Linked DNA regions of Homo sapiens: region 1 is linked to region 2. Evidence: read pairs that join two places in POLR2A ChIA-PET (ENCODE). Cell type or tissue: GM12878. All regions are shown on one strand. Each heading gives the region's core, and the rest is flanking DNA. Links, peaks and the distances in the headings are about the cores only. Region 1 has its middle 250 kb from the start of LINC01950. Region 2 has its middle 310 kb from the start of EFNA5.

Region 1 (15,848 bases), core at 6,086-10,085, 98 kb before region 2:
CTGGGCACATGGTAGGTGCTTAGGAATGATCTATTGAATTCTACACTGGATATGATCCCAAGGAGGAGAAAAACAACTTCTACAGAGCTAGGCTTCTAAGCTGGACCCCAGACTGTTACAGCTTCCATATTCGGGTGCTTGATGGGTACCATTGTGGGTAGAGGAGAGGGATGGGCCCACAAATTAGGTTATATCTTTTTTTTTTTTTTTTTTTTTTTGAGACAGAATCTTGCTCTGTCACCCAAGCCAGAGGAGCAATGGCGCGATCTTGGCTCACTGCAACCTCTGCCTTCTGGTTTCAAGCAATTCTCCTGCCTCTGCCTCCAGCGTAGCTGGGACTACAGGCACCTGCCACCATGCCCAGCTAATTTTTTGTATTTTTAGTAGATACGGGGTTTCACCACGTCGGCCTCTCTGGACTCGAACTCCTGACCTCGTGATCCATCCGCCTCGGCCTCCCAAAGTGCTGGGATTACAGACGTGAGCCACTGCGCCCGGCCTCAAATTAGGTTATATCTAAACACTATTCCTATTATGAAAAATTAATCCCTAAATATTTCGACTCCTTAATCAGCTTCTCAAACCTGATTCTGGGTATCTTCTCGACCCTCTAAGCCAAAAAGATGGGTTGTGTGCATAAGTGAAGGTTGGAAGACTGCCCACAATGAGTAAAAATCTTCAAGTCTAAGGAGTTGCAAAGACCCAAGAGAAAACTCTAGGCCCCCACCCACCATTCCCTACCTTTCCTATAACCTCTGTACTTTAGATACAAGTTACCCCCACCAAAAATTCCCTTCTCGCAAGACTATTTCATAGGTGAGAGCTACTTGTCACATGAAATAAATCTTGCTATAATGTTAATGACTAGCAAAGATGCCCTATAATTTTTAAAAAGCTAGCATTTATTGAACACTTACTCTGTGCCAGGGACTGCTGTACATGTTATTTCATCTTCTCAACAACCTAATGAGGTAAGTATTACTATGTATCATTCCAATCTGACAAGTATGGAAATGTAGGCACGGAGACTGAATACCACCTTCTCTAATTTGCCCTTAAGAAGTATGTGCAAATCCAAGCAGTGTGGCTTAGAACCAGCACACTTAACCACTTTCTACATACCAACTCACACACTATCATCTACAAACAGACACCATCTGCATTATTCTGTAAATATCCTTATTTTGGGCCATTGGCTCTTGGGTCCTTCATGTCCCTCATCTGTAAAACTAAGAGGTTAAACTCCCTCAGTGGTCTTCAAGATTTGTCAAGCTTCCTTTGGGCCTGTTGAGTGTGGAAGTCGAGGATGAGAGTGGCAAGGCTCTGTTCATTCACCCCAGTTTCAACCCCAATACTTCTGCTTCTGTCCTTACATGTGTTATATTCAGGCATAAAATTTCTTTTGCAGGATGTTTCTGAATCTTTAAACATTTTGAAATCTACTGATCAAGAGCAGAGATCATAAACTGCTGATCTATGGTCCGAACACAGCCTGCAGATTTTTTTTTTGTTGTTTGGCCCCAAAGAGTTTTGTTTTGTTTTGCTTTGCTTGAATTTGATTACACACCAATATTTAAAATTTAGGAGAGTTTACATAAAAATTGAGCCCCTCTTGAAAAATTAGATGTGTAAGCATTGGGCAGGCCTTCCCACCTAACAACCATTATGTGAGTAGTTCCCTAAATGGTCCATGCAGTCTGCAGCTCACCACTGCACCTGCCCAGCCCACTTCATTCAGCACTCACCTTGCCTGACCCTTGTAGACATTTGAGTTTGCAATCCCTTGTCTAGATTATCTTTAAAGCCCTTCTTAGTCTTGGCCAGACATAGTGGCTCATGTCTGTGATCTCAGCACTTTTGGAAACCCAGATAGGAGGATTGCTTGAGGCAAGGAGTTTGAAGCCAGCCTGGGCAACATAGTGAGACCCTCTCTCTACAGAAAAAAAAAAGTTTAAAAATTATCTACATACAATGGCACAAGCCTGTAGTCCCAGCTACTTGGGAGGCTGTGGCAAGAGGATTGCTTGAGCCCATGAGTTCAAAGCTGCAGTGAGATATGATGATACCAGCGCACTCAGGCCTGGATAACAGAGCAAGACCCAGTCTCTTAAAAACACAAAAAATTTCTTCCTATTCCCAAATATACCCCCAACTGAATTGTAAACTTCTAAAGACTTTGCTTTATGCATACTCAACATTCCTCAGAGCTTCCTACCTCGTCCCCCATCATCTATACCCTGTCCTAGCATGCACACACACACACACACACACACACAAACATGAAAAATGTTCAATACATAAAGAGGTTCAATAGCTGTTCTTTATGTTGGAAAATGGCTTTCTATATTACACCAGTTAGCATTATTTACATTTTATTGAAAAATCTTGAGCCCCCAATTTCTCAGCCCAAAAGAATGCATTTCTAATAATATATTTCATCTTGCAATGTGTCAAGCAAGCCTGGGAGAAATTTGGGGGTAGAAGGATTCTGTTAGTAAAGCAATCTGTTCCCAATAAATTAAGACTCACTCTAGTTCCCTTGATTAATTAGAGCTTATTATAAGGATATTCAAGAACATAAAAGAAACAGGAGTGCCATGGGACACCTTTTACCACTCAGAGACTCGTATATTTGGGGATAAGAAAAATCCACCAGGGCTCCAGTGACCACTAACCTTACGGGCATGTTATTAGCAGGACTCTGTTGATCCCTTACCTTTATGGTGAGTGAGCTCCTCTCTGATTGCATCTATTCCTCCCACTAGTTCCAGGAGCCACCTTACCCTCTTCTTGCTGCCGTGCCATCTCTATTTCAGTTTCTGCTTACTCATAAAGTCTGTTTACTTACCCACTTTATTCATCTTTCTTGCTGCCACAAGGCCTCCCCTTGTGGTTCTTTTCAGCTTATACTCCTTCCCAAAACCAACTAATTGACTCCCTCCCCAGTTGCCCTAGTTGAAATTCCTGAGTGAGAACATCTGACCCAGCTAATCACATTTTGCCTGTTTGGGCAGTTTTTCATGCCAAACCATCTCATAAGGACACTGGCCAGCCTAGAGATTGGTTAGGGATAGGACCACCCCATTGAGATAGGTCTGGAAGAAAGGGACTCATGGCCACCCAGGGCAGCTCTCACAGCCCACATATGGGTAGGCACTTTCCCTAAGAAAGAAGCTACTGGCATGGCAGGAGATGTGATGGACCTGCCCAATAGGATTCTCAGACTTCCATTCAAATCATGTCAGTGTCTCTATCTTTGAGGGTAGTTTCTATCTGAAACATAAAACAAAGCTACGACTATATTGCTATAACATTGTTGTTCATGTGGGCCTGTAAGCAGGAGACATCAAAGGACTTCTGTGGTTCTTTCCTGACCTTGAATTACAATTTACTCTAATTCGATTTGCTCTAATCCTGCATATACATGGATCCAAATTGTTTTTGGGACATCTCAACCAAACATTTTTATAAAGTATTACCTAGGCATAAGTTCCAATGAATTATACAGACTCCCAACCTCTTCATCAAGTTTATTCTCATGACTTCAAATACTACATATTGGCCAGTTGCAGTGGCTCACGCCTGTAATCCCAGCACTTTGGGAAGCCAAGGAGGGCAGATCACCTGTGGTCAGGAGTTCGGGACCAGGCTGGCCAACATCTCTACTAAAACCCCATCTCTACTAAAAATATAAAAATTAACTGGGCGTGGTGGCACGCCTGTAGTCCCAGCTACTGGGGAGGCCGAGGCACGAGAATCACTTGAACCCAAGAGGTGGAGGTTGTGATAAGCCTAAATTGTGCCACTGTACTCTGTCTCAAAAAAAAGAAACCATATTTTAAGGAATCTCAACAGCATAAACTCAACCCAGCTCTTTCTCTCCTGCGCTCCATGTCTATATTACTCACCTCCACCTAAATATCCGATAGTCATTTTATATGTCTTCTATGTCATTAAAATTCATCATGTCTGTATTAGTCTGTTTTCACACTGCTATAGAGATACTACTCAAAACTGGGTAATTTATAAAGGAAAGAGGTTTAATTGACTCACAGTTCCACATGGCTGAAGAGGCCTCAGGAAACTTACAATCATGGTGGAAGGGGAAGAGACACATCTTACCTGGTGGCAGGCAAGAGAGAGTGAAACTGCCATTTATAAAACCTTCAGATCTCATGAGAACTCCCTCACTATCACGAGAACAACACAGCAGAAACAGCCCCCATGATTCAATCACCTCCCACCAGGTCTCTCCCTCAACACCTAGAGATTACAATTCAAGATGAGATTTGGGTGGGGACACAAAGCCTAACCGTGTCATTTTGCCCTGGTCCCTCCCAAATCTCATGTCCTCACATTTCAAAACTAATCATGCCTTCCCAACAGTCCCCCAAAATCTTAACTCATTTCAGTATTAACTCAAAAGTCCAAGTCCAAAGTCTCATCTGAGATAAGGCAAGTCCCTTCCACCTAGGAGCCTGTAAAATCAAAAACAAGTTAGTTGCTTCCAAGATACAATGGAAGTACAGTCATTGGATAAATGTTCCCATTCCAAATGGGAGGAATTGCCCAAAACAAAGGGGCGACAGGCACCACGTAAGTCCAAAATCCAACAGAGCAGTCAATAAATCTCAAAGGTTCAAAATGATCTCCTTTAACTCCGTGTCTCACATTCAGGTCACACCGATGCAAGAGGTGGGCTCTCATGGTCTTGTACAGCTCTGCCCCTGTGGCTTTACAGGATACAGTCCTCCTCCTGGTTTCTTACATGGGCTAGCATTGAGTGTCTGCAGCTTTTCCAGGTTCATGGTGCAAGCTGTTGGTGGATCTACCATTCTGGAGTCTGGAGGATGGTGGTCCTCTTCTCACAGCTCCACTAGGCAGTGCCCCAGTGGGGACTCTGTGGCAGGGGGTGGGCTCCAACCCCACATTTGACCTTCTGCACTGCCCTAGCAAAGGTTCTCCAGCAGACTTCTGCCTGGCCATCCAGGCATTTCCATATATCCTCTGAAATCCAGGCAGAAGTTTCCAAACCTCAGTTCTTGACTTCTGTGCACCCCTACACCCAACACCATGTGGAAGCTGATAAGGCTTGGGGCTTGCACCCTCCAAACCAATAGCCCAAGCTGTACCTTGGCTTAGCCACGACTGGAGCTGAAGAAGCTGGGACACAGGGTGCCATGTCCTGAGGCTGGACAGGTGTTGGGGGGACCCTGGGCCCAGCCCACAAAACCATTTTTCCTCCAAGGCCTCTGAGCCTGTGACAGGAGGGCCAGCTGCCAAGATCTCTGACATGCCCTGGAGACATTGTCCCCATTGTCTTGGTCATTAATAATGCAGCTCCTCATTGCTCATTCAAATTTCTGCACCCCAGCAGGCTTGAATTTTTCCTCAGAAAATGGGTTTTTCTTTTCTATCACATCATCAGGCTACAAATTTTCCAAACTTGTTTGCTGTGCTTCTGTTTTAAACATAAGTTCCAATTTCAAACCATCTCTTTGTGAATGCATAATACTGAATGATTTCAGAATAATCCAGGTCATGTCTTGAATGCTTTGCTGCTTAGAAATGTCTTCCACCAGATACCCTAAATCATCTCTCTCAAGTTCAAAGTTCCACAGATCTCTAGGGCAGGGGCAAAATGCCACCAGTCTCTTTGCTAAAGCATAGCATGAGTTACCTTTATACCAGTTCCCAACAAGTTTCTCATCTTCATCTGAGACCACCTCAGCCTGGACTTCATTGTTCACATCACTATCAGCATTTTGGTGAAAACCATTAACAAGTCTCTAGGAAGCTCCAAACTTTCTCCATATTCCTGTCTTCTTCTGAGCCCTCCCAACTCTTCCAACCTCTGTCTGTTACTCATTCTAAAGTAACTTCCACATCTTTTAGTATCTTTATAGCAGTACCCCACTCTATTTGTACCAATTTACTGTTTGAGCCCATTTTCACACTGCTATGAAGATCCTACTGGAGGCTGGGTAATTTATAAAGGAAAGAGGTTTAATTGACTTACAGTTCTGCATGGCTGGGGAAGTCTCAGGAAACTTACAATTATAGTGGAAAGGGAAGCAGGCACATCTTACATGGTGGCAGGCAAGAGACAGTGAAAAGCCCAGGGGAAGCTGCCACTTATAAAGCCAACAGATTTCATGAGAACTCCCTCACTATCACAAGAACAGCATGGGAGAGACAGCCCCCATGATCCAATCACCTCCCACCAGTCCTTCCCCTCAACACCTGGGGAGTACAATTTAAGATGAGATTTGGTTTGGGACACAAAGCTTAACTATATCAATGTCCAAACTACTTTACCTGCCTTTTTCCCAGTTAACTGACCCTTCCTCAACCATCCAATTGCTAAAATAATAAATTTGGGAGTCACCCTTTACTTTTACCTCTCCAAGGCTCATATCCAGTCAATAATTGCTGTTGTTACTGAATATCGTTTCTCAAATACCTCTTAACTTTGTCTCTATTGATCCATCTCCATTGCCAGAGTGAATTACTATTAATTCCTCTCAGTTATCTCTGGTCTTTTATAAAATGAAGCCATTCCCTCAGACTAAAACACTATCCTTCTGTTCATTAGCCCCTGTCCAAACCCTAAATGCCTTTTGTCTGGCTATTTCCTATGCATCCTTCAAGTCTCACATTAGGGTCACTTCCTCCAGGAAGCCATCCCTGACCCAACAATTCTGGGGCAGGTACTTCTTCTATATGTCTCAACTCTTCCATCCTATCGCTTACCTTGTGGTGTTTGGAATTGCCTGTCTGCTCCTCTATATCCCCCACTAAACTATTTGCTCCCTGAGAAAGGAACCACATCTGCCTTGTTTAAATCTGTGTCCCTGGTGTCTGACACAGTAACTGACACATAGTAGTCGCTTTGTTGCTTCACAAATATTTGTTAAAGAAATAAATGCCTTACTCTGCAATACCTATATGCTCTTCATAAATTTTTCTTCAAAATGCACCCAGAGGATAAAGTCGTGATCTTGATAAAATTTCAAAGACAACTGGAAAAGGCCAAAGACACGCATAACCCCAAACACAAAACAGAATGAAAAACATACAAATAAAAAGATGCAAAACTAAAGACTCACGCCTATAATCCCAACACTTTGGGAGGCCAAGGTGGGCAGATCACTTGAGATCAGGAGCTTGAGACCAGCCTGGCCAACATGGTGAAACCCTGTCTCCACAAAAAATACAAAAATTAGCGAGGCATGGTGGCAGGCAGCTACTTGGGAGGCTGAGGCAGGAGAATCACTTGAACCTGGGAGGTGGAGATTGCAGTGAGCTGAGATGGCACACCACCGCACTCCAGCCTGTGTGACAGAGTGAGACACTGTCTCAAAAAAAAAAAAAAAAAAAAACCTAAATGAAGATGCAAGTCACAGAGTCATGTAAATCACTAATAGAAGCAGAATATAAATTCTATATTTAAATGTGTTTCCCAAGTCATATTTCTAAGGACAGTAACACACCATGCCCCTGAGAATTACAGCATACCTTTTTTTTCCATTGTTCATACACTAATTCATACTTCTGAAACTCAGATATTCAGATAACAAATAACCAAGTGTTGGAAGGAAAGTTACAAATTATAGTCATATGTCACAGTCCAAGCAAATGGCAGCCAAATTTCCCTGTATAAATTGCAGAATTCTCTTATGATTTCACAAGATGTATTGAAAAGAAAAACACTAAAAATTCATTTTTTACTCAGCTAATATAGTATATGGGTAAAGGGTTCATGTTTAAACTGTTACAGATGAGTGAGTTTTTCCAGAAATGCAATTTTAACAAAGCATAATGCCACTGAGATATTAAAACTAAATTTAAATTTCTTAATATTAGGTTAACACCCTCAGAGCAAATCATGCTAACATCAGATGGTTTAAATAATGTCACTTAGCTAGCAACAAGAAAACACATTTCAAAAGAAGACAATGGAAGAATAGAGCTAGTCAAAGGAATCTTTAGAAACAAAAATGACTTTTAATTAGTAGACCTATAAACTAATACTAAAGAAGTTTTCATGTGGGTGTTTTAGATGATTTTGTTGTGATGGCTATTACTGTTAATTATCAGTGAATTTGAAGTTATCACTTCGAGAGTGAGACACCACAGCGAGCCCATGCTTTTCAGGTCAGACTGTTAGATTTTATTGCTGAGAATGCATACAATACTCAAGGTCAAAACTGTGTTTGTTTTAAAAGTGACAATTAATTATTGCTAATCTTCATCAGCCTTAGAACATTTTTACTTAAGAGAACACTCAGAGTGAAATGCTGACGGGAACCAGCTCAAAGACAAGGTAGAGCTAAAAATCTGCAGCCTGGGGTTTCCCTAAAAGAGAAGCAGGTAAACAAGCCAGTTTTGCCTTCAGCCAGTTCAAGGATAATGATTTGTAGGTAGGTGAAGTTTCAGACTTTCTTTTCACCCCCACCCTCTATCCTGACCCTCCTCCCTGACACAACAAAATCCCAAGTACCTAATTTTTCAGCCTCTTAAAGAACTCCAGTAGCTCCTACCTAAATGCTACGTGTATTCTGATCATTCAAGGATGTGGGTTTTGTCATTTGCATATGGTTTTGCCCTGATCTCAAGTTCAAAAAAATAAAGCGTATTTTGCCGCAGCCTGATGTAGAAACTCTAAACGTTCCCAGAATAAAAATAAACTTGTTCTGGCAAGGCCATTTGGGGATTATTAGTTGGCATCTTTTGACTGTAGTCAGAAATAAGCAAGCATCCATTTGTAGCAATCCTTATAACATTATCTCTGTTTGGATTGTTATTATGCTTATAAGTGCTTTTGGAATCCATGCTAGTTTTTTTTTTTTTTTTAAGAGATCTAGGGTCTCTTTTTACTTACTTTTTTTTATCAAGGAAATCAAAATTTCAAAAGCAATATATTTCCATAGACTACATGAGAGACATGAAAAAAATTCAAGTATAAGTCCTGTGAAATATATTTGTGATCAGTGGAATTAGACCTCTTCCTAGTGTTCTAGTGACTATCAAAACAGATGTGTGATATCTGTGTCTGTCAGGTACCTTTTTAAAACCTTACATGGTTGGCTTGTCCTTGCTCAGCTCAGAGTCATTTAAAAAATACTTTGAGAGCTAGCCATGAGAATTACAAATCATTTTTCAAAGGTATGTACAGCTCTGCAAATTACAATGAGTTTACAGGTGCAGTCTTATTCTGTGTAACCTAGAGATGAAAGAGTTATCAAGGACACTGATGCTCATTGCTGCATCGATGAAATCTTCATGAATTCAAAAATTGTAGCAATAATCTCTTTTATGGAAATAGATCTATGAGGTTGTCAAGCAGATGGTATCTGATTTCCTTCTAAGTGAGGAGGGCCCTGTAAAGTAGTATAAAGGTTCCAAAAGCAGTGATCAGTAGGAGCAGAAAACAGGCAAAGATCTTCACCCGCTTGGTGACCTGCTGGAACTCAGAGTAATAAAATGTGTCAGACACTCTGCTAGTCACTTTCTCATACATTGGCTCACTGAAAGCACACAGCCACCTAATAAGACACCATTTTTTCCCCTCTAATTTAAAGCTAAGGATGCTTCAATACAGAAAGATTAAGGGACTTGACCAAGATCACCAAGCTCACAAAGGTCATAACAAAAAGGAACTAAGAAGGAAAAGCTGCTTACCACGAATGTCTCTCTCTCTCTCTCTCTCTCTCACACACACACACACACACACACACACACACACACACACACACACACACATCATATACAATTAGCATGTTAGCAGGGCTCAAAGTCTGATTATCAGCCCATTCTTTCCATCTGCATGCACTTTTCAGCCCGTGTGCTGTCCTATTTTGATAAATGCCATTCTTCCTTTAACTGGCTGAGGCTTTCCTAAACGTCCATGTGAACCTGATTTTCCCATTAAACAATTGCCCTGGATTACTTAGTGGTTTTCTAAAGCTGACCCTGGTAGTGGGCAGTAGGCTTGTGTGTGTTTCTCATGCTCTTTAACTCCCTCTTCCTTTGGCTTCCCCCTTCCCTTGCAAGCATCGTTGTCCATACTTCTTCTGCCCCATGCTGATGCAGCTAAGCACTATTAATGAAAATCCAGGAACCCAGCTGACCTGGTCTAATAAATTCTATATTGTCACACTGCCCTGCTTACTGAAAAGCAACATAACTACTCCTTCCTGACCACAGATGCTCTCAGATCAATATCTCAGTTCTTGACCCCTCATCCTCTTTCTAATGACATATTTCGTGCTGTCTACAAAATAACTCTCCTTGGTGATCTGCCAAGATCTAAAACTAATTATGACAACACTGAGCCCAGTGTCCTCTCCCTCAAACCCTTGCCCCATTTCAACTTGTCTACTCTGGTCAGGGGCACTGCTAGCCATCTGAGCACCCAGCAATAAAACTGTGGGGTCATCTGCAGTCCCTCCTCCTCACCCATCCCCAAGGTCCAACACTAGTTCTACCAGCTCATCTTTCCTAATTTGGGGTCCATGTGTCCTCTTTGTTCCTACAATTAACCACACTGGCCAGCATTAATAGTGGAAGCATGCAAATAAACGTCTCTCTTTCCAGATTCTGCTGATGTCACAGGAACAACTGCTATGTCCTCATTCACAAAATCTTCAGCATGATCAAGAGACCCTTCCTTGTCTGGCCTCACCTACTTCTCCAGACTCAACTCATGCCACTCACCCTCTAATTCACTATCTTTTTTTTTTTTCCTTTCATATTTGCTTACTTGACATGCTCTTTCTACCTCATAGCCTTTGAATATTTAGTCACTTTTCCTGGAATGTTCTCTACCCCACACTGGGTAATACCTACTCAGCAGCTCCCTCCAGCCTTCATTCTAGTAAGATTCCCTTATTGCACCCTGCACTTTTCCTTCATCATGCTTATAATGGTCCATAAGAATATATTTATTTTCAAATAAATGGATACTACCAATTGTTCCTCCAAGTAAAGGGAAGAGTATTTGCAATAGATCAAAGATGAGAAAAATGATGACTCATTTGTGACAATAGTAGTTAAGACAGAGAGAGCGAGAAGTTTCATGGCACTAGATGAGGGTGAAGGGGTAGGTGAGACCATAGTGTAGAGCTCTTGTAAGCCATGGGTATTAAAAATTGGGATATTGAAAATTTGGATATTAACCTACTAACAATGAAAATACATTGAAGAGTTTTAAGCAGAGGAATACAATAATCAGACTTGGATTTGTCAAAAATCATTCTATGTAAAGTGTAAAAAATGAACTGGAAAGGACAAAAGTGATTACAGAAGAAGAATTTGGGTGTTCTTGCAGGTGGCTTGAGTAGGAACATGGCTGTGAGGGTGAAGGGCAGATAGTTAACAGAAGTATTTCTGCAGTAAAATCAATAGGTCTCACCTACTGATGCGAAGTAGGAGTGAGGGTGTAGGGTTATTAAAAATGATTCATAAATTCCTTCCTTGAGCAAACAGATGGATGTAATGCCCCTCACTGAGAGAAGCAGAGTGAAAGAGAGGAGCAGAGGGGAGTATATTAATGAATTCTGTGTTAAATAGGTTGAGTTGAGGAATCTTCTGGAGAAGTCAAGCCAGTAGGGAATTGGATGTACTAGACTGTATATGCAAATATGGGAATATTTAACACAAGAAATATTTGAAGTCTTAATGTAGCCTAGGGATATAGAAAGAGTATAACATGAGAGCATATTGCCTAAGGCATTCTCCCTATCTGTGTTTCCCAAAAAACAATCTTGCTGCTGAGACCTATACCTTCAAAACATTCAAAACCTTATTCAAAACTCACATTTTCCATGAAAGCTTCCTAGACTTACATGGCCTTTGTCTTATTGTAATAACACTTATCACCTTTGAAAAAGTCATCATACATGTTTATAGGACCCTCCTCACATCAACGTTATTTTGCAAGACCCCATGTTTCTTCTTTCATTAAATACAGGCACTGTACACTCAATTGATATTCTTGACAAGCCAACTGTATACCCACTAGTAGTATACACCTAGTTGGGTTTTGTAAATGTTGAGTTTCCTATTTTCACAGAGCAATTTTAGTTATTTATGTAAATATTTTTGTTTTGGCCAAGTTATATATGTAACTAAAGACAATATAATCATATGATTCAGTGAAAGTAGAGGGTTAGAATTACAGCTAGCCAACACACTGTCCAAAGAAGAACATTAAGGCAAAAATGCTATCAGAACATAAAGCCAGCCAAGGTTTTCAAGTATCATTTCCAATTCCATTTCATTGACATGTTTAGGTGCCTTGAAGTGCCATTTACAACCCTGCCTCTGACATATAAGTTGGCCTACACAGAAAGTTCTCCAGCTATTTAAACTTCCCTGACAATTGACAACTGTCAGAAAGTATTATCCACAAAACAATCTTGAGCACCCTCATTAGCAGGGAACCATCACTGGGACAATGCCCACTGGTGGCTTGGCAAAGAGAGGGCACTGAGCTGCTGATAGCCATCTACCAGGGCGGCTTTCCGTGGAAGCCACTGGCTTCCAGTTCATTTTCTCAGACTTCCCATGAATGGGTAGATACAAAAGTTCTTAATCAGAGTTCCACATCGCCCAATCTCCAAGTCAATTAATGAACCTTTCTATCTGACAGGCACATAGAGGTTGTCAAAAAATATTTGTTGGCAAAGAATGATATTAATATGAATTAACTATGTGTTTGGGCCTTTTAAAAAACTACACCAGGATTTTTTTTCTTCAGTATGCTAAAGATGAAATTCAAATTCAAAGAAAGTCAAAGAAGTTGGTTAACCTGCTCAAGTCATATAGCTAGTAAGTAACAAAGTGAGAATTTGAACACAGATCAAAAATTTAACTCCAAGCAAGATTTTCAATATTGGCAAAGTGAGCTTCTTATCCCAACACTTTAGGGAAATATACTGAATAAGAGAACGTCAAAGTTTAGAAAGATAGAAGGCTCTCATACTCCCGGTTTTGAGCTACTCAGTATCCATCAATGTAGCCACAGATAATGTCAGAGTCTTCATGCAGCCTACGTTACACCATAGACATAATTCCTCTAAGCCCCTTCCCTCCACAGAAGTTGTTCTATACAAGTATCCACGAAGCTAATCAGTTAAATAAAACTGTAAAGTCAGCCCAGATCAGTGAATCAGATTTCAATTTTCCATCTGTTTCAAGTGAGTCACATCCTACAGATTCAGGGTCAATCTTATGTGAGTGCACAGTAAGCAATTTCCTATCCTAGATTGGCTTTAATTAAAAAGGAACATCCTAAAAATATCTTCCCCCATCAGTTCTACTATGAGTTCTCCATGCCCAGGTAGTCTTTCAAGGCAAAACATCTTCTTAGAGGAACTATTACATTAAGTTTATAATCAATTAAAGTACATAAGTTTTATCACATTACTTTCCAATGAGTTAAAGGAGGGACATAGCAGCATCCACCATGTGGATTATGGTGTCTTGGTTCACATAAGTGTGTCCTGGTTAAGAAAGCAGACTTGCTAGACAGGCCATTCAATTGCCACTCTACTGCCTACTAGTGCTGGGAACTCTGTCAGTTACTCTCTGTGAGCTTCAATTTTCTCACTTGTATAATTAGCAAAATACTAACCTTATATTTCTGTTTGAAATGGTGATAATTATTAACATTTCATTATAACTTATGGTGAAATCTATTTATACTTCCTCATATGCACAGTGAAAAGTGGAATCCATTTCATAATGATATTTGATGCATTTATTTTTAAGAAAGAAAATATCTACAAAAGTAGAAATCACTGATATAAAAAGACAGAAAAAAACGTAAACAGCTTTCTCTCAGCAAATAAGTGGTAATTTTTATGTGTGTCAATGATGAGTACAACAAGATAGGGATCTATATTCTGAATTAGTAATGTCAGGATTTTATACATATAACAATTCTGTTTTTAATGATATAAGCCCTCTTATAGGTTGCCGAAAAATTCACTACCAAAATACTAGTCTTCCAGAATGTAGCAACTTTTAAAGAAGCCTTTAATACCAGAATCTTTACCTCATATTAATTTCCGAGGGCTGCCATAATGAAATACCACAAACCATGTGGCTTAAAATAACAGAAATGTATTCTCTTGCAGGTCCAGAGGCCAGCAGTGCAAGGACCAGGTGCCAGCAGAGCCACACTCCTGCTGCAGCCTCTAGTGGAGAATCCTCCCTTGCTTCCACCTTCTAGTGGCTGCTGCCACTCCTTGTGGCTGCATCGCCCCAATCTCTGCTTCCATTTCCACATGGCCTTTTCCTCTGTCTGTCAGTCTTTTCTTCTGTCTCAAAAATTTGTCATTGGACTTAGGGCCCATCTGGACAATCCAAAAAGATCTCATTTCAAGTGTCCTAATTGCATCTCCAAAGACCCTTATTTCAAATAGTGAAATTCATAAGTTCTGAGAGTTAGGCCATGGACATATCTCTTCATAGACCACCATGCAACTCACTATAACCATTAACAAATTATACTATGATAGTTTAACTTTAATAATAAAAAATCATTAAAAAGTAACAGCTCTTTTCTTTTAAGTCTATATTCATTCTTCCAACTATTTAGTACTGCCCAAATGCCCTCTTCATGCAGAAAATGTTACGCAATGGACAACCCATGGTGAATCAAGCAGCCATGGTTCTCCCTTCGTGAAAGACTTTGTACACACACAAAAAAAATGCTTTTGTCTTATTTTTAATAAGAACTGAATTTCAAAATTCAGAAGCAAAAACTGTACAGCTTCTATTCCTTAGCAAATTAAGCCATTTAATATGTTAGCTCCAGTTATAGCATGCATTTATATTTTTATTAAAAATTTTAATGAGTATAAATACTTCTCTCCTAGAGAGTTTTAAAAATTAATGTTTATATTATGCTTCGGAATCATTGGATAAAAGGTGCTTCATAAATGCAATGCATTATTATTAAGTGTTATTAAAGTAAATTGAAGGCAAAGCATGTAATAAAAATTTCCCTGCGACAAAAGTCTGAGGTCTATATGTGGTTCCACAGTGCTTAGACCATATTTAACTGTGAAAGTACCAATATTAACATGAAAATGTTTTTGCTGCTGCTGCAATCTGGAATCAACAATGAGTATGTGCTGTTTGGCATTCCGTTTTTAATTACATATCATATTTCATACTAGATGTTGAAATTATATGCCACAAAATTTTATATCACTTAATAGGTGCCAAAATTACAAAAGTTAAAATATTTTCATTTCATAGAACTCATGTAGCTAAAGTTTCATTTCCTAACAGTAATATTAAGGACATATTGATGGAAATGAAATTTTTAAATGCCAAACAACCATCGAGACTTCCAGGTCTACATTCATATTTTCAATCAGTTCCTAGTTATTTACATCAGAAGTAAGTGATAGAAAGCATCTGTCAGTCTGATTCTCAGGTATTTTGAATTACAATAATCAAGAGATTAAGTCAGAAGAAAAAGGAGGGTATCCCTAGAGATTATATCTCTCTAAATAATAGAGAGGATTGAGAGGGAAGAGGAAAAAAGATAGCCAAAGTGAAAGTGGGGAGGGAGTTTATAATTTATGATGTAAAATATTCAATAACAACTTTAGGATAGCAGAAGAACTGGAGAGTTTAGGAGGGACTTTTGAAAAACCCAAGCCAGAAACTCCCTTTAACACTCTATGAAGGAGGTAGGTACACGTTAGAATTCACTTTTAATTGTATTTGTTGGCCAAACACTTTTTTCTTTTTTGAATATAATTCTCTCTGGAAATTGTGCTACCTGCGGCTCTAAGATTCATTTGGGTTACAAAGGAATGTAATTA
Region 2 (15,848 bases), core at 5,351-9,350:
CCTCAGCCAATGGAAGATAACAGTTGGGAGATAAATTTGTTGCCCTTTCTCTATAACTTTTCAACCTCCACCATGTGATGCCCTGAAACACAGACTATAAAGTTTCTAGGGGACAGTTCTTTTTTTTTTTTTTTTTTGAGGTGATGTCTCGCCCTGTCACCTGGGCTGGAGTGCAATGGTGCAGTCTCTGCTCACTGCAACCTCCACCTCCCGAGTTCAAACGATTCTCCTGCCTCAGCCTCCCAAGTAGCTGTGATTACAGGCACCCATCACCCATCACCCATCACCATGCCCAGCTAATTTTTGTATTTTTAGTAGAGACAGGGTTTCACCGTGTTGGCCAGGCTGGTCTCAAACTCCCGACCTCGTGATCTGCCAGCCTCAGCCTCCCAAAGTGCCGGGATTACAGGCGTGAGCCACCGTGCCCAGCCTTCTAGGGGATGGTTCTAAGGAATCTAGCAGTCAGTTGCACTTGGTGTTGGCCAACTGAATAAGACTTCCTTGGCTTCCTCTCCCTCCTTCCCCAGTTCACTGCCCTATGGTCTTCATTTCTAATCCCAGGGATCACAAATAAGAATGGCATATAAGACACATAAGTCCTTTGCCTCAGACATTGATTTCTGGGAGAATCCAAATTAAGCAGATGGTGTTAGGGACATATCACTCATCTTCTTATCCTTACCTATCAATCACAGTGCCTGGCACAAATGAGGTGCCCAGTAAACATATACTGACCTGAAACAGAGAAGAAAGTTGAATAGAGGAAGGAGCGTCTCAATACACCACACAATACATGATGAGAGAATGTTTTGGTGAGAGAATAGCCAAAAGATTGTGACTTAGTCCCATCTATTAGTCATGAGACAATGAGCAAACCAGCAATCTCTTGAATATTCAATTTCTTTACCTTATAAAATGAGATTCCAAATTATATCTGAATCTCTTGAGACTCAAATGAGACTATACATATGGCACTGTTCTAAAAATTATAAACCAAAGTGTTGGGTTATTGCTTTGGTATCATAGACTTATATGACAGCTTTTTTTCTTCCATTCAGACTATGAGGGTAGTTCCATATATTAGCAGTTAACACATTTCAGAAAGAATTTCTAATAGCTATGTGAGAATAGGATAACCATAATTAAGAATTGTGAGTGATCATCTGAGATAAACATTTTTATTTATGTTATATATATTATATAAATTATGATATATTACATAATATATAATACATTAATGTTATATATTACATAATATATAATACATTAATGTTATATATTACATAATATATAATACATTAATGTTATATATTACATAATATATAATACATTAATGTTATATATTACATAATATATAAAATATAAATATATATTTTATTTATGTGTTTATATTTATACATATAAATATATATTATTTTATATATATATATTTTAGAAAGAAGAAATGCCTAACAAAACAATTTCAGGATATGCAAATTTGTTTCTCTTTTTTCTTCTTCTTCTGAAAATTATAATCTTAAAATGTTAGGTAAGAAGGAGTCCTCCACTAGATTAGGCCCTTAAATGACTAGGACTGAATCTCTGCAATCGTATCAGCTAGCAAGGTGCTTCCCTTTGTTCATACTTCCTATATGTCTGCCGAGCAAGTAAATAAATAGGTTGAGTAATTATTTTTTGATTCTTCACTTTCAAGGCCATTCCGTTAAGTACCCATGGTAAAAGGTGGAAAGAGTTTGAGTCAGAAGTGTGCAGAAAAGCAGCCAGTGATGGTACCAACCTCGATTTACTGTTTCCAAGAGTTTGGGACCCATGTTCCTACTACCATTAGAGAGGATTCTAAGTGCTAGAGAGCCCTGACATTAAATAACTTTGAATTCCATATGAAGAATGTATTTCCTCTCAAAGGTCTTTCAGGCTTTAGAAAATCTCAGGTGGTGCTTAAATGTCCTCACCAAACTCCTCTCTCCGTCTCTCTCTTTCTCTTTTTACCAAAGAGAAAGGCTAGGGGTCAGAGCATCTGAAAAGCAAAACTGCCTAGCTAGAATTTACTAAGATTGGTTTATTTTCATTATGTTTATTTTTATAGTTATCTCAGGGCAAGTGCAGTGACCTGTCCCTTTATAATAGTAACACATTTTCTTTATTAAAAATATTACGTTTAAGTTATTTTTTGAAAACATGAGCCATTTCAAAAAGGAAAAATATAAGCAAATCATACAGGGATTATACAAATTTTTAAAATAAAACTGTGAAATTCTAGGACTGAAGTTTGAGAATTATTATCTAGGCTTCTGCAAAAGCACATGAGATCTCTTATTCTCTGGCCTAGAAGATTAGTGAATGTAGTCTTTCTTGTTTTGTATGGGTACTTAAAATTTTAATACTGTATAACAGTAATAGAAGAAAAGCCTAGTTTTTAAGCATTCACTCATAAAGTTATATTTTCTCCTCAAATCAGTCCTACAGGGCTTTCAGCTAGAGCTGCCTCTTCATGGGGTATTACTATTAAAAAGAAAAACTACTGATCAATGCTCATTAGAAAAAATTCAGAATAGAAATTCAGCTAGCATTCTAGGCTTAATTGAAGGAGAACCTCAGTGATATCTTTTACACATAATATTGTATTTATAATACATGCACCTAAATTCATATGCTTTGTTCTTTCTGCACAGTATGTTTAGTTGCACTCGAAGGGTTTATATATGGAGGCCTGGAGAGGCTAATACGAAGTAATCTTCAAGAGAAAGTTTTGCAAACTGCAAAGCTGATTACAGAAAAATGTGTCAGAGATAGGAGCTTAATTCAAATATATTTTCCAGACCACTAGTGAAATAGCTATGTGCAAGACTCACATATAAAATAAAAATTTATGTTCTAAACCATGTATACTTTTGTATCACCTTATCTCCTTTTTTTTTTCCTCTGTGGCTTGAAATCTATATTAACTACTTATTTGTCATGTGCTTCTATCTGCTCATTTAAATTTGCCAGATGCCTTTAAATAAACCAGAATACATGGAAATAAAGGTTTCACATAGCAAATAATTGTACAAGCAGATTCTTAAAAAGTGCAGAATTTCTCTGGACCAATTTTTTATCGATAAATCCTTTAGACAAATCTATGAATGAAGCAGTTTGGTCCATGTTAACTAACCTCACTCAGAGAGGGCAAGATTGAAGGATAGGCTGATTATTTGGAAAACCAAAGTGTACCATTGAAGTACTTATCTAAGAGTTGAGACAAAATAAAATAACAGAAAAACTGCTGTTACTTAGAACCAGGTGGAGGTGGTATGGGAATGAGATTCGGGTCCAATTATTGTGATCAATTGTTCATATTGATCCACCACTTTTCAGGTACAGATATAATCACAAGCTATCAAAGAAACTGTGAGTAAGAAAGGAGATAGAAATGTACATTGAAACAAGATTGACTTGGATAATATTACAAATGGTTTCCACAATTCCCTTTACTATAAATATTGTGAGATTACCATTCTGTGTTAAATGATTCTACTTGATACCCCATAAGGCCTTTATTTGAAATTACGGAATTGTGCTATGGAGGGAACCTAGAAAGTAGTTCTTTTGTTAAGCTAAATCACATTTATACCAACCTGTAGAGTCAGAATAAGGACTAAGGACTGCCATGAGCCCATGGATCACCCTTGTGCAAAGTGGAAAAGACACTTCGTCTTTTGGGCTTATGCAGCTCCTGGTTGGCAAGTGAAGTGCAGGCTGAACTTCAGTTCCCATTTTGTCCTTCCCTTAGCCAGTAACCCGCACTGCTGTACAGAGCAGCTCTGAACAGGATCAAGGATTCCTGAAGCACCACCAAGAATATGTCTTTGTATCTTTGTATAGTTTTTCTTAATAACCCATGTTTAACAACCAATAATGTCAGAAAGTCTTTTTAATAGTTAACCAACTACCTTGAAAAACTAAGTCACTTACCCCTATGTACTAATAACCCTTCTAATACTTTTACAAGTTAACTACTGTTGGTCTCATTTGTGAAGAAGAGATGCCCTGTTATAACAATGATCACTAAAATTTTCCTCAAGGAAAGCATTGATTCAGGACTTGCAATGATTTCATCATTGACCCAGTGGCCCTGAGAGCACAAAGTCTCAGATAAGAGTAGAGCTTATGTGGCAATTCAATTTCTATTAGGTGGAATTATGCTATAAATCCAAAAGACAATAATGGTTAGATCCGTTGAATTAACATCTGTGACAATAAATACAATAAAAATACCTTTTAATGCAATTTGCTCCACCAGCTCAGAATCCAAATGTGATTGATTTCAAACTTGAAATCTGATTTTAAAAATGTTTTGGGGATTAAATCCCATAGTTCCTTGAAAACAAAATGGGGAAAGTTACATTTAAAATACTTTAAGCTGGTTTAGATGTCATCAGATATATAATGGGTATAATTTTCTTTGCTCCAAGTCATTAGGAGTCTCAAAAACTTTTTTCCTTAAACAAGGGGAAAAAGCCAGAATCAGGAAAGGAGGTGACCTTTAATTTAAGAAGGCTAGAATTATCATATCATGTGGTATATTAAACTTGCAAAAAATGCAATGTCTTCATCTGGCTTGCTTTGGGGAACCTAGTAATCTATAAATACGACATTATTTGTATAAAATATATTAAAACAAAAAATGTAAGCTGAATTGTTATTAAATTTGTGCAAATGCAGTCACTAAATTATAACAGTAAAGCATTATTATGCAAATTGGAGCTAATTTTACAATATCCCTATCTAATTGTTTACAGTACAGTAGAATTATGGCACTGTTAAGCAGGACAGGATGTTGTGTGAAAGAAAATGTTTTTAATTTGAACAGTTTTTACTTCCTGTGATTTTTTTAGTTATAGTAAGCATGGAAAAGGGATTTAGCATCGAGAAAACGAGGGCAGATGTCTCCTGCATTGTGTACTCAAGGACTCAGCTAATTAATAGCTTCCATGTGCTTCAGACACAGAGATGAAGATGGGCACTCTTTGGAGATACACAAAGCTTCCTCTTTTCGGTCTTTATGAGATGTCACAAATAGAAAGATGCGCTCTTTCTACAAAGATGCGCTCCAAGGAATATTTTTAAGAGATTTGTTTTGAGATGAAGGGCTGCTTGAGTGTGAGGCTTCCTAAGCGGTCCTGAGCCTGCAGCTGTGTTCTTTAGCAGAGGGGTTAGGGAAGGCAGCTCACAACAGGACTGTACAGAATTATGTTTGAAATGGTACTTACAGAAAGGTTTGGGGAAGAAGACAAGACCACTCTCCATCCAGTGGAGAAGTCACATTGAATAAACAGTTTTAGCAAGAGGTCAATGAAGGCTGCTTCAAAAGAAAGGCCCTTCATCTTCTTAGATAAGCAAAATCAGTCTCTGGGATTCATTTAAGGAGGGCATTGCACTTCCTGTTCCCCTTACAATCCTTATTTGATCCTTCCTATTACTCAGCAATTTCATATAAGCTAAACTGTCAGCATATGAGAAACCTCCCTGCCAGTGAGATGACTTCTTTTTTTCTAGAAAGCCTTGCCAAGTTTATGAGCCAAGAAATAGCTGAGTTATAATGGCTGAAACCTCAAAGAGAAAGAAGAGTGAAAGGTATTAAAATATTTTTGGAAAAATCCCTGACTCTTAAAACCAGCAGGGGCTGATCAATGTAAGAATAACATAGTAAAATTTAAGGATGTGACAGGGAGGGGCTGAATATCTGGTGATAAGAAGGTGCCCCCACGTGGAGCCTTCTTGCCTAGTCATTCTCCATTGCTGGGGGGAAAATATGACTATAAAATTCAAGGAAGACACATGTCAGATGAACAGGACCTCATTGCTTTCCTCTTGGCTTAGCACAGGTTGCCCCTACCAAGGTGAAACACTTTTTTTTTTTTCCAGTCGCTTTGGAATCTTCTGAAAATCTCAGTGTAAAGTCTCTTTATCACTCCACCATATATATTAAAATAAGCTGATATTTAATTATCTTTTTAGTTGTTTATGGGATGCGCCCTCCATGCCCGCTCTGAAACCCTTTCTTCACTCTGAAGTCTTCTACTTTTGCACTTTTTTTTGCAAAACCTGCTCTGCAGAAATGACCTTAAACTCGATATGTTATTTCTCCCAGGGGATTCTGCACTTCGTCGAAGATCAAAGCTTAAGACCAACAGGACCCATTGCTTTTTAAATATAGACAGCGGTGAGTATTTTACTCCAGGTATCCATTAGGAATTTGTGTTTGTTAGTAACAGAGACTTGACATAAGAATGACTTAAATAAGTGGGTTTCTCGCACATTAACGGAAATCTAGTGATAAGCAATCCAGGGTTTTAGGATCTCTATGGTCATCAGGGATACAAGCTCCTTCCATTTTTCTGCCTCTTTATCCTTAAAGCACAACTTTCATCCTCAAGTTTGCGCCCTGGTCTAACATGAGTGCTGTCATCATGTCCACATCCAGGTAGGAAAGAAAGTGCGTGTGAAAAGGTCCTAGCTGACTGTTACCCTTTTATGGTATTTCCTCAGCTCTCTAAACAATTTTTGCTTACATCTTATTGACCATAACTTCTGGCTTAGGAATTATCTCTGCCCTAGATAAATTCAAGGATTTTGATTTTTTTATTTTTCTTTTGAGACGGATTCTGGTTCTGTCACCCAGCCTGGAGTGCAGTGACATGATCTCAGCTCACTACAACCTCCGCCTCCTGGGCTCAAGCGATTCTCCTGCCTCAGCCTCCCGAGTAGCTGGGATTACAGACGTGAACCACCACGCCTGGCTAATTTTTGTATTTTTAGTAGAGACAGGGTTTCACCATGTTGGCCATGGTGAAACCATGGTCTCAAACTCCTGACCTCAGGTGATCCGCCCACCTTGGCCTCCCAAAGTGTTGTTATTAAAGGCGTGAGCCACCGTCCCCAGCCAGGGATTTTGATATTATTTTAAAAAGTTGAGAATGTTTATCGTCTAGGTAACTAAGCATTGTGTTTATTTTTCCCTCATAAACTCAACCAAGTGTTGATGACTAGGGGTTCCTGCTTCACCTCCTAAAATGCAATCTTCCTCACAGTTACCTACTTACGTTGGTTATGTCCAAGCCCTGTCCTCTTTGTTAGCCTATTTTATCACTTTTTAAGAAGATAAATATATGGTCATTTCAAAGGCCTGAATTGTAAATAATATATGGAAAGAAACACATGGTCCTATAATCAATAATGTCATTCATTCTTTATTCTCAGCTATACTGAGAATGACCAATTAATCATGTGTATTATTACTCATTAGTCTTTTGTGATGAGGCAACCCTTAATTTTTCATTGTAATGGGATACTAGATTATTAGGAATGACAACAAACAGAGGAAGCTGGTGAGATGCTCAAATTAAACACCAATTTTCAGAGTTTTAAAAAATCCCCACTTAAATTGTCAGTTGAGTTTTTCACATGTGAAAGTAAATGAAGAAAACAAGTACTTTTCCAAACCATCTCAAATTCTTTGCTTGTAGACAAACTCACCCACAGAAGAACATTATAGTTCACATAAGTGAAAAACACAGAAGGAATTCTTCTCATTGTTTAAAGGAAGTTGTCAAGAAAAACATTGTAATATTTGAGTGTGTTAGCATGAATTATATAGCATTTGGGGATAAACAATTGAGGTAATATCTTTTTAAGTTTGTTATTTTGCCTTTCCCTGCTTACCCTAATAGAGTGGGTTAATGATGTCAACTCTGAAGAAAGCCAGAGTTAAGGCTGCCTGAAAGCACATGGCTAATGCAACCTGTAAGAGCGAGGGGGAGGGGATTTTGAGTCCACAAAATGCATCACTAACAATCACGAAACTTGCCAATTGGTTACATAATACTGAAACTTCTTCCTCTTGTTCTGTAACCTTTCCAGAGTTCAGCTCACGACTGTTGCTCAACCCAGTTTGAGTTACCAGGGCCTTTTGGTAAAGTCTGGATTTGTATCCACACCCAGCTGACTTCAAGTCCTTGCCCTATTGCTTAGGTGGCAGGAGGCTTTAGGCGAAGGATCCACACTTTCTGCAGCTCAGTTTCTTCACCTTTAAAGTGTTGTTACAAAGACGTGCGACATCTTATATGTTTCACATAAGGAACACACCTACCACATCATAGTGGCTCAGAAATTGGTTAAGTGATGGGAGAGAAGGGGAGAACTATATGCCAACTGGAGACTTTGAGACAATGTTCTTGGTCCTTTATTGTTGCCTGGTGGGATGGGATGGTTCACCAAACATGTGCCATGATAGTAATTTGCTGGACATACTGTGCATGAATCTTCAACATGAATTAGCAATTTTGAAAGAATATAATTATAATAAAATATATTCAACACCACAACTGTAAAGAACATCATTTTGGCCAGGTGTGGTGGCTCACGCCTGTAATCCCAACCCTTTGAAAGGCAGAAGCGAGCAGATCACTTCAGGTCAGCAGTTTGAGACCAGCCTGGCATATGGAGAAATTGGCTTACTAAAAATACAAAAATTAGCTGGGTGTGGTGGTGAGTGCCTGTAATCACAGCTACATGGGAGGCTGAGACAGGGGAATTGCTTGAACTTGGGAGGCAGTGGTTGCAGTGACCTGAGATGGCACCACTGTACTTCAGTCTGGATGACAGAGCAAGACTCCATCTCAAAAAAAAAAAAAAAAAAAAGGCACTTTTTTTTTCTTTTGTTCGTTCATAAAGTATTTTACTATCTTGTACAACCTTGTGGTCAATGTAATTGTAGGAGGTTTTCATTGCACTACCAAAAAATTTAGTTTAACAGAGGGTTCTGTTAATAGGATACCCAGAACAGAAGTTTGCTGTATTCAACACCGTCTACCTTCACACGCCTTGCAAGTATTGTTAACCAGCTTTATGACCAAGAGGTTTCCATAAGGCCATAATTACTTTGTCACACAACATATAAAATGCACATCTCGAGCTGATGAAAATAAGAAGTTTGATCCACTCCATAGCAAGCATTTCTAATTGCTAAATTTTTCACACATTTTTTATTACTTGGTGTATTACAGATGTGAGAAATGTCACCATCTCTGGTTCTATTAGGAGTGACATAAAGTGATGAATGCTGACTCTGTGTGTGTACATTTTAACCAGACACAAAGGGATTTAAACAGTCAAAATAGATGTCCTTCAAAGGAGTAATTTTAGAAACCAGTATCGATTCTAGAAATACTGAATTTATTTCAAATATCACTGGACTTCCCCTCTGAAACGTTTAAAACCCATGCAAGGAAATCGTATTGATCTTTTACAAATTACATCTCATTTTTGCATAAAAACAGTGCTACCCAAATAGCTCACACTTTATACTGATCAGTTTTGCTTTCATGGACTTTTGGCTACTTCTCAAAATTAAATGCACCTTCACAGCACAAAAATTTATCATCATTGGACATTGAAAAGATTCTGAAAGCAGTTACAAAAGGGGAATGTTTTTAAAAAGTTGTAAACAAAGGTAACAACATTGAGAATATGTGTATGGCCTCCCAGAGGACTGTTCTAAAGCAGTACTCTCGTTTGGGGGATACGTCGGATGGATTTCTTTTTATGAAGAGGTCATCTCAAGTATACCATCTGTTGAGCCTTCCTTATTTGTTAGACAAAAACATTTTCATCATTTCATCATTTCCTCCATTTTAGGAAGTATGACAAGCATTAGAGACTAGGATAGAGTCTTGAGAACTTGAGAAAGCTACACATTTGTATCTCAAGTTAAGAAAAAATAAAGATAAGAAACAGAAAACAGGAAAAGACAAGCACCAAAAGCAAAGTAGGCCAAAGGACTTCCTATGTTCAAATATTTCCTAGGTATTGTTTCAAATGTTCTTGTTGGTGACAATTATTATTGGGCATTTACCCTGAGCCAATCACTGTGCTTGTTACTTGATATGGTCTATCTCATATAATCCTTCTAATGAGAGCATCTAAGGCAAACGTTCTTACCAGTCCTTTATGGATGAAGAGGTGGAGGAATTTTTATGTAAATAGATGGCCTAGACAGGATTTAAACTCAATGTTTCTCTGATTCCAAAGCCAGTGCTCTCTCAAACCATACCAAGAAGCTAACAGAAACCAGCACTTCATGTAATTTTTAAGAAGACAGCAAGTTCAGATACAACTCAGACACTTCCACAGGGGATTTGGACAATCTGTTTGTCACTCTGAGCCTGTGTTATATGATTTCTGCTGATTCCATCAGGTGCCTTTTTTTCTTTTTTTTTCTTTTTTTTTTTTTTTTTTTTTTTTTTTTGGTAAGCCTTGGCCCATCTCTTAAGAGCTCAAAGAATATGCCTGGGAGCAAAGGAACCACCAGCTCAGTTAGGTTGAAACCAGTTAGCCATTGTAGTACTACTTAGTGCTGTCTTGGTTAATTGATTAACTTCCCCTTTAAAATGTGTGTGTATTTTCTACATAGGTTTTTGGTTCACATTTGTTTTTCCCAGGACCTTAATACTTTCTATGCTATGATGGTCACCATTAGAAAGTAATTGCATGCCTGATGATGGAAATAATCAACAAAGATGACCACTGATGTGTCTCTACATGTCATGATTGCCTTAGGGTTTCAATTCCTGTATTTTTTTCCCCTCTCATCCCATGCATCCCTTCCCATGCTTCCTTTGTGAATTAAGATAAAAGGAACAAGAAACCAGGAAGTCTTCCTTCCACCTGACTTCTGACTACACATAACCACACAAACAGCCTATTTTGATCAGTTTCCTCCAGTCTCCATCATAGGTGTTTGATCTATAGTTTAGATACCAAGTCCTCGATAGTAGAACTCATGTATAGCTAAGCGCTACACATAGCTCTTGATGCAATGCAAGGACTTCCAACTGACCAAGTGTAACCATGACACACTGGTCAGAAGCAAGTCAGACTCAGGTTCCAGCTCCTAGTCCTAACATTGTGATGATGTGGCTATTACTGGACATGTGCATAAACATATTGTTGGAGGTGCTGGGAATATTGGAATTAGAATGTACCTACATGACCTCAGCTTTGGGTGGTATTAAAGCTTTTTGCTTTTTGTGATAAACAATAGGAGGCTGCTTATTTCCTCTAAGAGACTTTTTTGAGGTTTTTCTGACAGTAAGGTGGCACGGGCAGGGAACTTCCTTCCAAAGCCACTTCTCAGCCTCTGTTCTATGAGTTTTCTTCCTCTTCATTCCTGTCTTCTGCCTCCGTTCCTTCTGGCTGTCCCTCCTCTAGCTCTGCTTCTAATTGCCTGAGGAGGCACTGCAGGGTCTATCCTGTGGGAATCCAGTTTGCAATGACTCTTTTGGTCTATGAAACACCTATTATCGGTTCCTCAGATTTGAATACCTAGACAGATGTATGTGCTCCCTTAAGGGACAAGTACTGTGGCATGCGGAGTGTGGTACACCAAGCCTAATCTTCTGTTCTGTGGATGTTGGTGCTCAGTTGCTAGTCTTGGTTGACTGGACAATTCCCACGTAGCTTTTGCTTAATGTCTGAATCATTGGAAGGAGAAGGACTTTGGTCTGTCTTTCTCCTTTTGTAACTTCCTCTTTTTGCACTTTATGTGAGATTACGAGTGAGTGTGATTTCAGATGAGAAACACTTAACAGTGAGTCAGGGAGATGAAATTTCACTGAGATGCGGAACACAGGAAGAGAAAATGTGTGAAAAATCACGTTGACGGGGTTGTCTTGGTAGCTAGTAAAGCAGAGAAAGGAAATTCCCGCACAGCAGGCTTTAATAAAATTGGCAGGCAGGAATGTCACACTGTGTGAGAATATTGGTGAGGAATCTAGGGATGGAGAGCAAGTAAAGGAATCATAAGGGCCTTCTTATATTGGACATTCTTTCTCTGCACCTAATTTACTCTAAACGAGTTTGCAGATGAGAATTGTTTTCCCATGAATTTGCATCAGTAGATTTAAGAGCATGGATGCGCACACCCCAACACAAGGTGTCAACCAAATATTAGGCAATGTTATGGCTTATTAACGATTTTCAATCCAAGGATAGTTAATGAAGAGTGGACATTTATGTCTGTGTATAAAAAGCAGTATATGGAAACTCAAATTCCCAGTGGAAATAAAACAAGACATCGTCATTATTTAACAAAAGAATTCACCGTGTAATTCTATATAAGACAAACGCACTCACACATTCTTTAAGGACTTTAAAAATATCCTTTGATTTCCATGCAACTTTTCTGGACTTTTTATATCTACCACATAAAGCAAGCCTGTTACCGAGATAAATGTGGAAGTTCTATGTCCTTATTGCCTGGGTCACTTTACCAATGATCCACCACTTACTTATTCGTTTTATTAAATATATTCTGTCTTAAATCTATTGATGCAAATTCATGGGAAAACACTTCTTATCTGGAAACTCATTTAGAGTAAATTCGGTGCAGAGAAAGCATGCCCAGCATCAGAAGGCCCTTATGATCCCTTTACTTACTCTCCATCGCTAGATTCCTCACCAATATTCTCACACAGTCCGATATCCCTGCCTGCCAATTTCATTAAAACCTGCTGTGCAGGAAACCTACCAGTGTGTAAGATTCTTGAGAATAGACCATTGTCTGTTTTGTTCATGTACGTATCACAAATGTTTAGAACACTTGTGGCACATAGTAGGTGCTTCATAAATATTTACTGAATAAATGAATGAATGATCTTGGGAGGTCAGGGAATGTTCGCCTCACTTGATGAGTAAACCACCCAAGCCAAAGGCGGCAGCTAACCCAGAACTCCTCCACTTAACCCCCTTTATGTCAATGGCTCTCTTTGGAGTCACTGCCAGGTTTTGTGTGTAAGGAGGCATAATGCTCCCAGGGCAGGCTGCTGGGGACCAAGCCCTGGGACACACAGAGCATCCTGAAATGCCAGAGACCGGCAGAGTCACACTGGGAATTACTTGTCTTCAATACATAAAATATTGGTGGGGATGGCAACTTTAACATTTGCCTTTTAGAAAATTCTGTTGAAGGCCCTCCCCAAGTTGAAGTTGGTGGCCTGGGAGATAGTCATCAGCTTCCAGAGAGAGGACCCAGCAACTTTTTCCTCCACCAAGTGTTTTTTAATTAGTAGTTGGCTCAGAAAAGGCAAAGCAGCTACTTCTGCTGGAGATCCAAGGCTGAAATAAATACTGCTGTTAGAAGTGGAAGGTCACTTTACAATGGTGTTGTCTATCACTCTGAGCTTCCTGCACCTCCAGGGGAGGCCATGAGCTTAGGCACAAAGTGTGGATAAACGCCTATTTTAGCTGATGATATAGATTAAGAGAGTGGAAGAAAAGAGCCTACACCCTGTGCCCCCTTTTGCACTTAGTTGTGGTGGAGAGGACGGGGAGGTGGTCAGCTCCTGCTGTTCTCAGTGGGCGCCCTCCGAGAGCAGTCCTTGTATTACCCACTTCACTGTTTTGTCCCCATCTCATTATCTGTTCTTGTTAAAATCTTTATTATTCATGGATGCAAAAAATCCCATCATTAAACCATCATAAATATTCATAACACTTTGCAATTGTGTGCATTTCATTTAGCCACTTGGCAAAACTTCTCTGAAGTACCAGAGTTTTAAGGAAATCTGGCTAATGAGACCAGAGCCCAGGAAATGCAGGATAGCCTTTCCACTTTATTTTACTTTAACCTGAAAACAAATGCAAAATATAAATAATAATTAAAAGAGAAAAACAGGGAAGGCATTTAGTGGCAAAGAAGAGCCACACATTCCTTGGCTTTGTCTTGATTGTGCTTTTGTGTCAAGCAGAAGATAAGGGTAAACACTGTGCTACAAGAGGGGGAGTCCTGAGGCTGCAATGCTAATGGATTTATCCAGGAGCCTACAAAGGCCAGATAAACCCCCTGCTTTGGTTAACAGGGTCCTCACTTCTTATGTTCTGTATAATTACTGGCATCAGGTTGGAGTTGAGATAAGCATGGCCCTTTTCTTGGACTTATTATAGCAGGCAGCCATGCCGTTTTTCGTGTCTAAGAAAGAATTATATCCATCTCTTTCTCTTCTTCTAATCCAGTTTATCTAAACTGTGCACTCTCCCATCAGTGCTGAGAGCTTTTTCTCGGAGTGAAAGAGAACCCAGCAAACTTCTGCGGCAACCAAGTGGAATTGGAATAATGTGCCTTCCCACTGCCACCCCCTCCCATCCAGGGTGCACAGATTTAAACCACCGAGACATCTTTTGTTTTGCACCACAAATTATTGCATTGAAACATTTTTTTCCTGCCTTAAAGATTATCCATATTGAAAAGGAATTTTTAAACGATATGAACTTGTGGAAGAAAATATTTATACCAATAGGAGTTGTTGCCCCTGGCCTGCACTCGTTTAGGACTCCTCCCCGCCATTACTGACAGCATTTATGCTTGATAATGAGTTGCCTTCCCTGCGTAACGGCTAACAGGTGCTGGAAAATACTGGTAACATTCAAGACTACTCAGCAAGTTCTGATTTCCCTGAGGGTTTATGCCAAGTAGAAACAAGTTACCACCAATCCAAGCATTAGACTGGCTGATGTGTACATCACTTCGTTAGGAAATGTCACATGTTAATGGGGAAGCGCGCTAGGTTCCCAAGCAGAGGACTAATTAAGGAAAGTTTTCCTTGGTCTGCTCCTGTGGACTTAGGACTTAGAAAGGTCCTTTTTTTTATTTTTCCACTATTGATCCTTGAGCTCATTTGTGGCAGTGTTTGGCATTCATCTTACCATTTGTTAGCCCTTCTCATTGATTCTCTAATCGGAATCTTACTTTTTTGTAACTCCTCCCTGTGCCAACTGAAATGAGGTATCAGTGGGGACATTTATTTTATTTTGTACCCGATCTCATCAAATTAAAAAAAGTCTGAATCTTCAAGAAAATCAAGGGAACCATTTTATATAATTATTTTGTCAATTTAGATGTGACCTTTGAAATATGGCAAAAGTCTTCAGTACGGTAATACATTGAAATTCAAAATCAGATTCTGAAATTCTAGTAGCATTAATTACTCCCTCTGTGCTTTCATCACACTTTCTTCCCAGCCCTCTTATCCTATATTTGTTTAATAGACTATTTTGCTTGCAAAGAACTGTGATTCACACAGGATGCCTCAAATAATGAGGGCTTATTTTAAGGACGCCTATGCTAATAATGGAGTCAGAATATTATGAAACTCTCAAAATAGAAGTCAAATAATGACCAGGCATTACAGTGACCAGAACTAGGAGGTTGTTCTGGGCTTAAGGAAGCAGCTCTATGGAACTGCACAATCAAAGTTAGGGCTTTGCTAGAAGAAATGACACTAGGTACATTCTGCATATCTGCTCTCTTTTGTTTATCTCCCTTTCTTCTGATTTATTCTATTTCTATTACCTTTCAAGCAGGATATACTAATTGTTCTGGGTAATTATTATATAACAAGTAATGGCAGAAATATTTCTTTCCTTGCCAGAATATATATAGGACATTGACTAGCCTGAGGATTGGCTGCTTCTGGGTCAGGTGCCCACTCCCTGTCCAATCAGTTATCAGTGTGATGACTTGGCATATTACATGGCAGCCCAGTAAATAAATGCCTTCTTTCTTTCCTCAGAAGGGACTATGGCCTCACAAGCTTCCTCACTGATGTGTGCAGCCCCATAATGACTGGGAGCTTTACCCGGGTGCAGCTAGTCTCCTTTTAAAAATATCCATAGTTCTGAGCACAAGTTCTGGCATATAGTAGATGCTCCATAAATTGTGACTAAATGAATAAGCAAATCTTTATATTCTTCTTTCCTGGGGCTAGTTTTGGGTGAAGTGAAGTAACTTGCAGTTTGCGTATGATTTGATA

Evidence for each region. Peaks named below come from ENCODE experiments on the same cell type or tissue, not always from the same donor. Only the 100,000 strongest peaks of a DNase experiment are listed, where the experiment ranks them.
Region 1: POLR2A ChIA-PET joins it to region 2 with 6 read pairs; 1 of 35 experiments calls an interaction of 5 or more read pairs at or near these places.

Annotation. Positions count from the first base shown.
Region 1 is chr5:107,255,238-107,271,085 of GRCh38, forward strand. No RefSeq gene overlaps it. Among named protein-coding and RNA genes, the nearest start is that of LINC01950, 250 kb to the left of the region's middle. In GM12878, for the core only: no CTCF peak of the experiment used is centred there; DNase peaks (open chromatin) are centred at 8,464 and 9,535.
Region 2 is chr5:107,354,290-107,370,137 of GRCh38, forward strand. No RefSeq gene overlaps it. Among named protein-coding and RNA genes, the nearest start is that of EFNA5, 310 kb to the right of the region's middle. In GM12878, for the core only: a CTCF peak has its summit at 5,747; a DNase peak (open chromatin) is centred at 7,830.